Regions from separate parts of the Homo sapiens genome. Here region 1 is linked to region 2. A link is a loop called in an ENCODE intact Hi-C map of the cell type or tissue named here. Cell type or tissue: PC-9. All regions are shown on one strand. Links, peaks and the distances in the headings refer to the core of each region. The heading gives the core; the rest is flanking DNA.

What was found. A loop is a pair of places that touch in the nucleus more often than their neighbours do. Peaks named below come from ENCODE experiments on the same cell type or tissue, not always from the same donor. Only the 100,000 strongest peaks of a DNase experiment are listed, where the experiment ranks them.
Region 1: a loop joins it to region 2, with 6 times the contacts of the local background. A loop is called at or near these places in 12 of 110 quality-filtered maps.

What each region holds. Positions count from the first base shown.
Region 1 is chr7:619,334-624,699 of GRCh38, reverse strand. The region is part of intron 4 of PRKAR1B (protein kinase cAMP-dependent type I regulatory subunit beta); the gene reads left to right. Among named protein-coding and RNA genes, the nearest start is that of PRKAR1B-AS1, 19 kb to the right of the region's middle. In PC-9, for the core only: no CTCF peak of the experiment used is centred there; DNase peaks (open chromatin) are centred at 2,569 and 4,420; H3K4me3 peaks cover 466 bases.
Region 2 is chr7:537,046-542,411 of GRCh38, reverse strand. No RefSeq gene overlaps it. Among named protein-coding and RNA genes, the nearest start is that of PDGFA-DT, 19 kb to the right of the region's middle. RefSeq lists enhancers at 1,865-2,806, 2,807-3,750. In PC-9, for the core only: CTCF peaks have their summits at 2,925 and 3,128; DNase peaks (open chromatin) are centred at 2,511, 2,911 and 4,011; H3K4me3 peaks cover 1,787 bases; H3K27ac peaks cover 2,536 bases.

The sequences.
Region 1 (5,366 bases), core at 305-5,304, 82 kb before region 2:
AATTTAATAGGCCTATAGTGACCATCATCCAGTCTCCGTGGATGTGTCTCCACATCACTGTTTTTTAATACCTCCTTGTGTTCCATTCTGTAACTTAATTAACCAATCACCAACTATTGCATATTTCAAACCTTCATGGCTACAAGCAGCTCTGTGATAAACAGCCTGCTAGCCACATCTTATATATTTTAAAAATTGCTTCTATAGAGGAAATGCTAGGGGAAAGAAAAACCCATTCAAAGAGCATGCACTTTTTTTTTTTCTTTTTGAGATGGAGTCTTGCTCTGTTGCCCAGGCTGGAGTGCAGTGGCACGATCTCACTCAATGCAACCCCCACCTTCTGGATTCAAGCGATTCTCCTGCCTCAGTCTCCTGAATAGCTGGGATTACAGGCACATGTCACCAAGCCTGGCTAATGTTTGTATTTTTAGTAGAGATGGGGTTTCCCCATGTTGGCCAGGCTGGTCTCGAACTCCTGACCTCAGGTGATCCGCCTGCCTCAGCCTCCCAAAGTGCTGAGATTACAGGTGTGAGCCACCATGCTTGGTCAGCATGCATATTTTTAAGATAAAAGTTTGCTGTCACCAACCTAAACCTGCGGGTGCTGGTCTTCATCCAAAGTGGATTCTGATTCAGAAGCTCAGGGCTGGCGTGGGTATCTGGGGATACTGTGAACATCCAGGGCTGGACGCCATGGCCAGTGGCATGGACTAGCAATTCTGGTTGGAAGCCCAAGAATGTACAGAAGGAATTTGCCATCCTCCACCTCCTTCCCTAGATCCACAGGGTAGAGCGGACACTTGGCTTGTACCTCCCTTCTGGGACTCCATAGGTTCATTCCATACCCTGAACCCTGGCCATTCACGCGCTTCTCTCTCCAATGCCAAGAAAACGTTATTCAGTGACGTGTGTTAAAGCATGGCATGGAAGACTTCATTCTGGACCATTGCACTAGGTACAGGGATCACTGCAATGGGGTCTTGCGGTGGAGGAAGGAGCTTGGGCTTGCCTCCGAATATGAGATGAGAACGTGAGAATTTCCACCTAAGTGGCAGTGGATGGAAAATGACCGAGAGGAAACACCAGGGGCTGGGGGGTTCTGGCTTCACTGACCTAACAGGATTGTTGCTGAAGAGAGGCCAGGGTGACCAGACATCCCCCATGGGGTGGTGGGTGTGAGGAGCCTGATCAGACACTGAGGATGATCAGATATCAAAGATGATCACATATTGATTATGGTGGGTGATCGGTTCTGGCTGAACTGATTTGGCAGGATTATTTTACAAGGAAGTACAGATGGGCCTAGAAGAAGGTTCTGGAACCTGACTAAAGTTTGGCCAGAGAGAGAATTGTTGTTACCACATGTTTGTGGTTAGGAACCAGACCCACAGTCAAGAGTGTGGCCGAGGGTCCCAGGGGATTTGAGAACACCGTGCTGTTGGCACCCCAGCCGGGAGCAGGAGCTCTGCTTTCCATGATGCCAGGACTGAGTTATTGCTATTTAGAGAGAATTTTTTGGAAACTTGTAGTCAACAGAGTCACGGAACAAGCCTTCACCTAAACAGTGGAAGAGGCTAAACACAAGCCAGGATGCTGTGTCTGGGGCGCTGGGATCCCAGCAGATGGGAACCCTGGGTCTTGGGCTGGGACAGAAGAGATAGGACCGTGATGCCAGCACCCAGGGTCTGCCCAAGGGTTTAGGCCACTTCCTTTCCTTAAATAACATTGACCTAAGGTTTAAATCCGCAATGGAGAGAGGTTCTTCCCCAGCGAGGGCAGCATGTCTAGGTCTTTCAGAACCACTTCTAAAGGAGGACAGACTGAGCAGGCCACTCTTTCCCCCTGGATAGCGTCATGTTGAAAAACATAAGAAGTCAGAAAAACATATTAGTATGCGCTGGAACAAGTGTTCTGCCTTCAGCGGGGTCCTTTTTGGTAAATGTTCTGTTTTCTTCACTCATCATTCCCGTCTGCTCCTTGTCAATACACATATGCACATTCTCTGCAGACCTACTGTTGGTGCATATGTGCCTCTGTGTGTTCTGCTCTTTGACATCATGGGAGGGGGAATAACAACCCGTGTCCTGACTCTGACATCCCCCTTCCATCCCTAGGAAGGTTCAAAGATTTTCAAAATAGAGAGTTGAAAAAAACTAAAGATCAGACATGTTGGAAGTGCTAATAACTCAGTTTGCCTTCTTTATTACTGGATACGATCCTAGCACATTCATGTTCTCCCAGGTCAATGTCATGATGCTTTTGTTTAAAAGTCACAAAAATTCTTTATTTCTTTTAGCCTCAGGCAGACATTTCTAACATACAGAAATGCAGATTGTTGGAGCGGGAGGAGTGAGCGGGAGGCCCTGTGTGGCGCGGGGGTCCTTGCTGCCACCCCTCACCTCGCTGCTCTTCTGAATGCATGCCCAGCCTTGGCAGGCACCTGGTGCTCGGGTCTGAGGTGCAGCTTTGAGGGGCTGTGGGTGCCCATCCTTTCTGTTGTCCCCCTTAGGTGGCCTCGGCTCTGAGAACTGGCTGAACCTGTTTGCTTCAGCAGGTTTCTTTGCATGGGTGAGGGCGGGGAGGTGTTTACCTGTCAGGCCACCTCTGGCTGCAGTTCCACAATATATTAGCAATGTAAGCCAACAAAAAGGAATAAAAAAGCCAGAGTGGTGAAGAGACTGGCTGAGATCGGGGCATGGGCCGCTCCATTTGCATCACTCCTGGGGGATTCTGGGACATGTGTGACCCTTCTAGCAGCACTGGGGGAGCGGCTGCATGGGGTTTGGAACCAGCAGACACTATGGCAGCAGCTGCTGACCGTGGGAGCCCCTTATTCTGCTGAGTGCTTCACAAGCCTCATGATCACTGAGTCCTCCCTGCTGCTTTAGAGGCTGAGAGTGTTACTGTGCCCATTTTACAGATGGCTTAACTCTTCAGAAACTCAGTCCCCTGGGTCCCTCCAGGCAAGGTTGGGACTTGTACCACACATGATGAGGTGATGGCCAGGAAGCATCTGTCATGGGGATGACCCCACCTGCTGTGACATCACCCCACACAAGCATCTGTCACCACTGCTCAATAGTGAGCCCCTTAGGGAAGGGTTGCAAACTCGGGATCCTGGGGGTTCAGGAATTAAGTGGAAAACGTGGAGTCCTTGGGAATTGTGGCAGATTGGAGATGGTCATGCTCCTTCCAAAGTGGGGGTGAGCTGAATTCTTGCTTTGGGAGTACAAGGTCCCTGTGTTGTCAGACTTTTCTTTTTATTTTCTTTTTTCAAAGGAAAGCCAACAATTTGGATTTTATGAATTTTGTAAATTTTTAAATATTGGGAGATGATTTTGAAAATACCATCAACATTGGCACATGAATAAATAGAAAACCTGAAGAGATCTAGAAGCATTAAGTAAGTTGAAATGGTAACCAAAGACCTTTCCTCCCAAAGGGTTCTTTCTGATGGTTTCACTGGTTGAGTTCTTTCAAACATCAGCAAACTGTCTATTCTTACTTCTCAAATTGCTACAGAAAATAGAAAACAAGAGGAAGCTGCTAGATCATTGTATGTACTGTACTGTGATCAGGTGGAGATGATCCAGAATTCAAGGATGGTTCAACCTCAGAATACTCTATCCATGTAAATCACCATATTAGTAGATTGTAGAGAAAGAGCATGTGACATGTCACATAGGTGTTGGAAAAGGTTTTGACAAAGCTCAACAACTATTGCATAAATTCTTAGCAAACTAAGAATAGGGTCACTTCTTAACTTGGTAAAGGTCATACATACCCAACACAGAGCAAACATGCTAATGGAGAATCTTTGGCTACATGCTCTTTAAGGGAGGGACCACAATGAGGCTCTGATGGCTTTCATGGTTTAACTGTGCTTGGGAGGTCCCGGCAATGCTATAAAGAAAGAAAAATAAGAGGAGTCCTAATTGGAAGGGTAGAGAGAAGATGAATTTGATCATGTCTATGGAAACCAGCATAGAATACACAGAACAACTCTTACATTCTTATGAGTGTTCAGCAGGGTTGGTGCAAGCTCAACTTACAAAAATCATCATTAAGAAGCCCAAGGAATCCATAAATAAATATACACAATTTTTCTTTGTCAATTTAAAGAAAATTTAAAAATACGGATTCCTTCCCATCACAATGAAGATATTAAATCTGTCTCAACAGAAAGAAAGAGAGAAAAAAAAGAGCCCAAGGGGCTGGGTGGGTGCAGGGAATGAGAAAAGAGACACAGATGAGGAGTAACTGGAGAATAGAATTTGAAAGGATGCCATTCATGAGGGCAACAGCCACTGAGAAGTGGAATGTGCTTGACAACAGATTACAGAAGACTCTAGGGAGGAAGTTTTAAACCTCTATAAGGACATAAAACACGATCTGAATAGGGAGAGGCGGTCTGTATTCTTGGGTGGAATGACTCAACGTGATGATGTCATTTCTCCCTCACATTAATCTCTACCTTCAAAGCAGCTCCACTTCAAATTGCAGCTGGAATATTGTGAGGCAGTAAACACATTCGGAAATGTGAATGAGCTGGGTGCGGTGGCTTATGCCTGTAATCCCAGCACTTTGGGAGGCTGAGGTGGGAGGATTGTTTGAGCCCAGGAGTTTGAGACCAGCCTGGGCAACACAGAGAAACCCCATCTCTAAAAAAAAAAAAAAAAAAAGTAGCTGGGTATGATGGCATGTGCCTGTAGGCCCAGCTACTCAGGAGGCTGAGGCAGGAGGATCACTTGAGCCCAGGAGTTCGAGGCTACAGTGAGCTATGATCGCACCACTGCACTCTAGCCTGGGTGACAGAGTGAGACCTTGTCTCTAAAAAACAAACAACAAAACAAAAAACAAAACAACAGAAAGAAAAAGGAAAGGAAAGAATAAAAATTTGCAAATAACTAAGTCATCTTTGAAACAGAAGCACAAAGAAGAGGGACTTCTCCTACCAAGAGCTGAGGCTCAGCAGGAGGCCTTGATCATAAATGGAGCCAGGTGCCCTGCAGGAAGGGACGGCAGAACAATGGCGTGGGGCCGAGAGCTGAGAGGAGGTGCAGGCACACATGGGAGCTCCATATTTAATAGATGCAAGAGGTAGTTTAGTGCAGTGGTTAAGACAAGGACTCTGGAGCCAGATCACCCGGTTTTGAATCCCAGCACCACCATTCCTTAGCTGTGTGACCTTGGGCAGGTTCCTTAACCTCTCTGTGCTTCTGTCCTGCTCCCACTTGTATGTGAGGATAAGGGGAGTGATGATCATATATGCCACAAGGTTGTTGTGAGAATTAAATGAGCAACTGTGCGTAAAACACTGTGTTAGTTTCTAGGGCTGCCATAACAGAAGGACAAACTTGGCCTTA
Region 2 (5,366 bases), core at 186-5,185:
CTCATCTCTAAAGTGGGGTCATAATGTTTGCCCCGTGGGGTTGGAGGTGAGAGTGAAGCAAGACTGCGCAGGTGAAGCTGGTTGCAGGGGGTTGGAGGTGAGCTGACGCGAGACTGCGCAGGTGAAGCTGGTTGCAGGGGGTTGGAGGTGAGCGTGACGCGAGACTGCGCAGGTGAAGCTGGTTGCAGGGGGTTGGAGGTGAGGGTGAAGCGAGACTGCGCAGGTGAAGCTGGTTGCGTGGGGTTGGAGGTGAGCTGACGCGAGACTGCGCAGGTGAAGCTGGTTGCAGGGGGTTGGAAGTGAGCTGACGCGAGACTGCGCAGGTGAAGCTGGTTGCGTGGGGTTGGGGGTGAGCTGACGCGAGACTGTGTAGGTGGAGCTGGTTGAATGGGGTCTGGTGCAGAGGACATTCACGGCTGTGGAGCTGCTGTCGCGTATGACGTCTCTGTCACACCCAACAGTGATGGGAACTGGGCCCTCCCCACGTCCGGCATGTGCCTCCCGGAGCTTCTGCTGTGTGCGCCATGTCCTTCAGCTCCCAGTGGGCCCGGTGGGCCTGCAGTCATCCTGGAATACTGCCTGCTCCTACTCTTCAAGGCCTCTGCGTGCCCCACCCTGAGCACAGCAGCTGGAAGTGAGGCCTCCTCTCCTATCCTCCTATTACCTAAGCCAAGCGTCTCCCCACCTGTGGCTGGCCCCGAGAACTCCCTGACGAGGGACGCCCAGGTGCCTCTCAGCGGCCCCCAGTTTTGGAAAAGCGGCAAACGTCTCCATGGACGCAGCCTGTCCTGTGGCCCTTCCTCGATCTGTCGGGTGATTGCTGTGTGCATCACACTCCAAAACGTGGTGGCACGAAACAGACGCCTCATGTTCACTACGGATGCTGCCCTGCAGACCTCAGACAGGGCCCGGTGAGTGGCGCTTGTGTGCTCCGTGATGCTTGGGGTCTGGGCTCAGCAGACTCCCTGGGGGTGGGGTAGGGGGCTCAGCGGGCTCCCTGGGTGTCGGGGTGGGTGGGGGCGCTCAGTGGGCTTCCTGTGGGTGGGGTGGGGGTGGGGGGCTCAGCGGGCTCCCTGGGAGTGGGGGAGGGGGCTCAGCAAGCTCCCTGCAGGTGGGGGTGGGGGGCTCAGCGGGCTCCCTGGGGTTGGGTGGGGCGGCGCCTACATCCTGTGTGGCTTGGGCTTCCTCCCAGCATGGTGGCTCTAGTGGAGCTAGATTTCCCTCGAGACGTCTGAGGGCTCCAAAAGCCAGCTGGTTCCAGCCAGCTGTTAGCGTTGGGGACTCGGGCCCTCAGGGAGCCCCTGTTCCAGCAGGCAGGGTGTGAGCTGCGTGGCCATTTGCGACCGAGTCTCAGAGGCCACAGAGCATTGTTTCCAGCACAGTCTGTGGTTGATGATGAGACAGCCTGCCTGGATCCAGGGGGACACAGACCCCCACTTGCTGATGTGAGAGATCAAGGGACTGGTGGTCCTGTTTTCAAACCACCACACCTTCCAGGGTCCAGGAACTCTTGACCCAGGTGAGCTCTGGCTGGGGGTCAGCAGGCATCAAGCTAGTTATGCTGCGCACAACGCCTGATTGGCTGTCTAGTCCCAGGGACAGGCTACGGCGTTCATGATACGGGCACAGGCCGGCTGGTTCCTCTACACCAGAGTGTGTGTCTGGCCACACTGTGCGCCATGCACACAGGGAACACTCAGATGTTGGATGAATGAATGTACGACCAACTCTAAACCCAGACGGGACTCTTGCAGAGGCAGCCTGGGTCAGAAGGAATGGAATCGCTGCGCGGAGGAGCCCCGGAGACCTTAGGCGGGGTGGGGAAACTGAGTCTGGGAGACAGCGGGTCTGGCTGGGGTATCAGAGCTGAGGCTGCAGCCCCGCTGGGCCTCTCACACTTTGCTCCTCCGAACTACCCGAGTGAGAAGGAGTCTTGTCATCTTGCTTTTGGTCTGATTATTGTTGCTGTCAATACAGTAAAGCAAACTTTACACGCTTTAGAAGGACGAGGTCCTGGTCATGTGCTGGTGCTCCTAGGAGCCCACGTTTATATTTTTCTGTAGGCCGAAGAAATCACAACAAGTAACTTTCATGAAGGTAGACAACCCTGGTATCAACTCTCCGCATTGATGGAGAGCAGAGAGGCTGCTCCCACCCCGAGGTGGTGACAGGCCGCTCTGGAGGGGGTGAGGCTTGGCCAGGGACGGGGTGGGGGTGGCCCCTGGGTGCTCTGGGACTGGGGCCTGGGTCCCTGAGATAGGGTGGAGGAGGCCCGTAGGGAGCAGGGGAGCAGGCTGGTTCCACGGACCCCTGCCTTCCTGCTCCCACTCTGGAATCCTCTTGTCCTTGGCTCAGGGTTGGGATCTAGCCTGGGCTTGCCCCACCAGTTTTGCCTGTCACTGGGCCATAAACCCCTCCTGTTTATGGGCCGGGCCACCACCCCACTGGAACCTGGCCAGGCTTCTCCTAGGAGGGCGGGCTCACTCCCTCTGGGAGTCCCCCCACACCACACAGGGCAGCCGCCTGGAGGCCCGATGAGGTGGCTAGAGGTGTGGGTGGCCCTGTGAGCAGTGGGCGGCACCCCTGGGGTGGTGGTGGCTGGAATTCTCAGGCCCCAGGCTCTTCCCGGGCCGTTAGGCCGAGTGCATCCAGGCAGCCCTGCACACCCCCTCACCACCCACCCCACCCCACCCCACCCCACCCCACCCCACCCCACCCCACCCCCGGCGCAGGAGGCCACGTGTCTGTTCACCTCCACGTCTAGGCTCGGAACGCCGGAGAGCAGGGGCGGGGACCCCAGTGTAGGGAGCCTGGGCCTGTGTCCGCTAAACGTGTGACGTGCACACAGAGTGTTGGTTTAATTCCGCAGACGCTCCCTGGTGCCTCCTGTGTTAGCGTTGGGGACTCGGGCCCTCAGGGAGCCCCTGTTCCAGCTGGCAGGTGGGGACTGAAGCTCCCTTGGAGTGTGTGGGCAGGTAGAGGAGGGCACCGCCCTGAGCCTCAGGAATCTACTCGCCGGCCTCAGGAGGCAGTTACACACCCGGCCCCCTCCCGGTTCTACTGGCCCCTGGGACAGGCTGCAGGGCTGGCTAGGAGTCTGGCTTCACACCGGCCCCCAGAGGTGGTGCCTCTGCCCGCAGTGAGTGGGGGCACAGGGGTTCCTCACCAAGGCTCCACCGGCGTAGCTGAGGCACTTGTCCCCAAACGGGAGCCCCCCGCCAGCTGGAAGGGTCCTTCCAAGTCCAGGGGAGGCAGACAGGACCCCCTGTGCAGGCGACAGAGGGCAACTGCTCTGAGCTCAGGGCCTGGGGAGGTGACTGTGTGGCAGGCGGGGTCCTATGTGGCAGGCAGGGTCCCGTGTGGGGAATGCTCAGAGCCCTGCTGACTCCACTGGCTTCTGGGCATTCCTGGTCTGACCTCCAGGCCGGCTCCTGGGACCCTACCAGTCTGAGGGATGGGGAAGGAAAGGGTAGGGCGGGCAACTGTGCCCGAGAGGGGACCCCAGCTCTGGACTCTGGCTGGCTCGAAACACCTTGGGGCCATGCCCATCTGTCCAGTTGGGCTGTAGAGAGGCTTGGAGGAGCCACCGGAGTGAAGGAGGGTCGCCAGCGTCTTTAAGAAACCGCAGGATGCTGACGCCCCTAGAGCCCCCATTGGGTTGGTGAGGAAGTGGGGGCCCTGGGGGGATGTGTGAGTTGTGTTCCTCTCAGCAAGTCTGGCTTCCTTGGGGGCCTAGGAGGGGACACTGAGGGCTTGCTGTCCCCATGGGGAGGTTGTAAGGTGAGACTCTCAGGAGCTCCTTCCTCCTGTCTAGGGGGTGCCCCCTTCCCCCCACCTTTCTGGGGTGACAGGCCCGGGGGGGCCCCCAGATTTTCTGAGGCCTGGGGGCTGGCCTGGCCGGCTGGGTCAGGAAGTGAAGGGCTGGCATGGGGGAGGGAGGGGAGGACTGGAAAGTGCATTCCAGGCGGGTGACACAGCCTGCGGCCTTGGGGTGGGGTGGGGCCAGGCTGGGCTGCCCTTCTCGGGAAGGTCCCTGGGATCCAGCTCCCCGAGGAGGCAGATAAGAGGGGTGGGGCCTGGCTGCATGGGAAGAGGAAATTCCAGGCCTGGGACAGCTGCTGCTGTCTTTCAAGGCTGGATTCAAATGCCACCTCCTCCTGGAAGCCGCCTCAGATTCCTCTGCAGCCCCTGGACCAGGGGCGCCCTCCTCCAGGGACCCCGGCTCCCCTGGGCTCTGGTCAGGTCAGCCCCAGGCTGGGCCCTCCACGGCCCTGATCCACCGCAGCGCACTCCTGCTGTGCACCCCTGCAGTGCACCCCAGAACCTAAGCAGGGCCTGGCCGGGCCGCCCACAACCACGGAGCTGGGGTGGGTGTGTTCCCTGCACCCAAGGCCGGCGGCCAGGCGTGGAGGGAGGGGGGCGTGTGAGTGAGGGCCACAGCCTGGTGGGGGAGTCGATTTCCTGGTGCTTCCTGTGCCCAGCGCTGTTCCCAGCCCTCTCCATGGATTAACTCACTCTCTCTATTCCTGATTTCCCTGGAGTGTAGGCAAATCAGCCCCACTTCACAGCTGAGGACGCTGAGGGCAGTCGTGGTAAGGCCAGGTCCCTGGCAGGCTGGCCCCGGAGGTGGATCAGGTCCCTCTCCCACCTGGGAGCCGGGTGGGCCGATGTCTTTTTTTGGCGGGGACCAGGAGAGTGAAAGCCTGGGAGCTGGGTTGGCCAATGTCTTTTTTGGGGGGGGGACTCTTCAGGAGGGTGAAAGCCAGGCTCACTGTCCCTGGGGGCTTCCAGCACCATGAAGGTGAGTGCCCCCTGGCCCCTGAACAAGGTCCCCCTCCACCACACCCAGGCCCCCTCCATCACACCTAGGCACCCTCCATCACACCTAGGCACCCTCCGTCGCTGCTTCCCCGGCTCGGCAAGGCTTCACGGAGCCCACTTCTTGGAAGTGAATATGGATGAGTTTAGGCCCCTGCAAGTCTCCCGAGGAGAAGCTGGGGGTGCCCAGTGGTGAGAAAACTCCCCCATGTGCCAGGCACTGGCATTGGCTCATTTCATCCTCACTGCAGCATTAAGTCAAGGGTGGCTGCCAGCCTCCAGGTGGGCCCGAGGTCCTACCTCCCCATGTCTGTGCCCTCCCATAGCCCTTCCTGCATTGACAGGGCCTGTGCTGGGGTGGGGCTTCCCAGGAGTGGTCAGAGAAGACACGGTGGCTTTGGCCTTGCTGTTTGGGCCTCTTGCTCCCCGGGATGCCAGCCGCCATGTTGTGAGGACACTCAAGCAGCTGCAGGGTGAGAAACCGACACCTAACAACCACGGCCTGGTCCACAGGATCCCGGGGAAGCCGTTTCTGAATTCCTGAACTA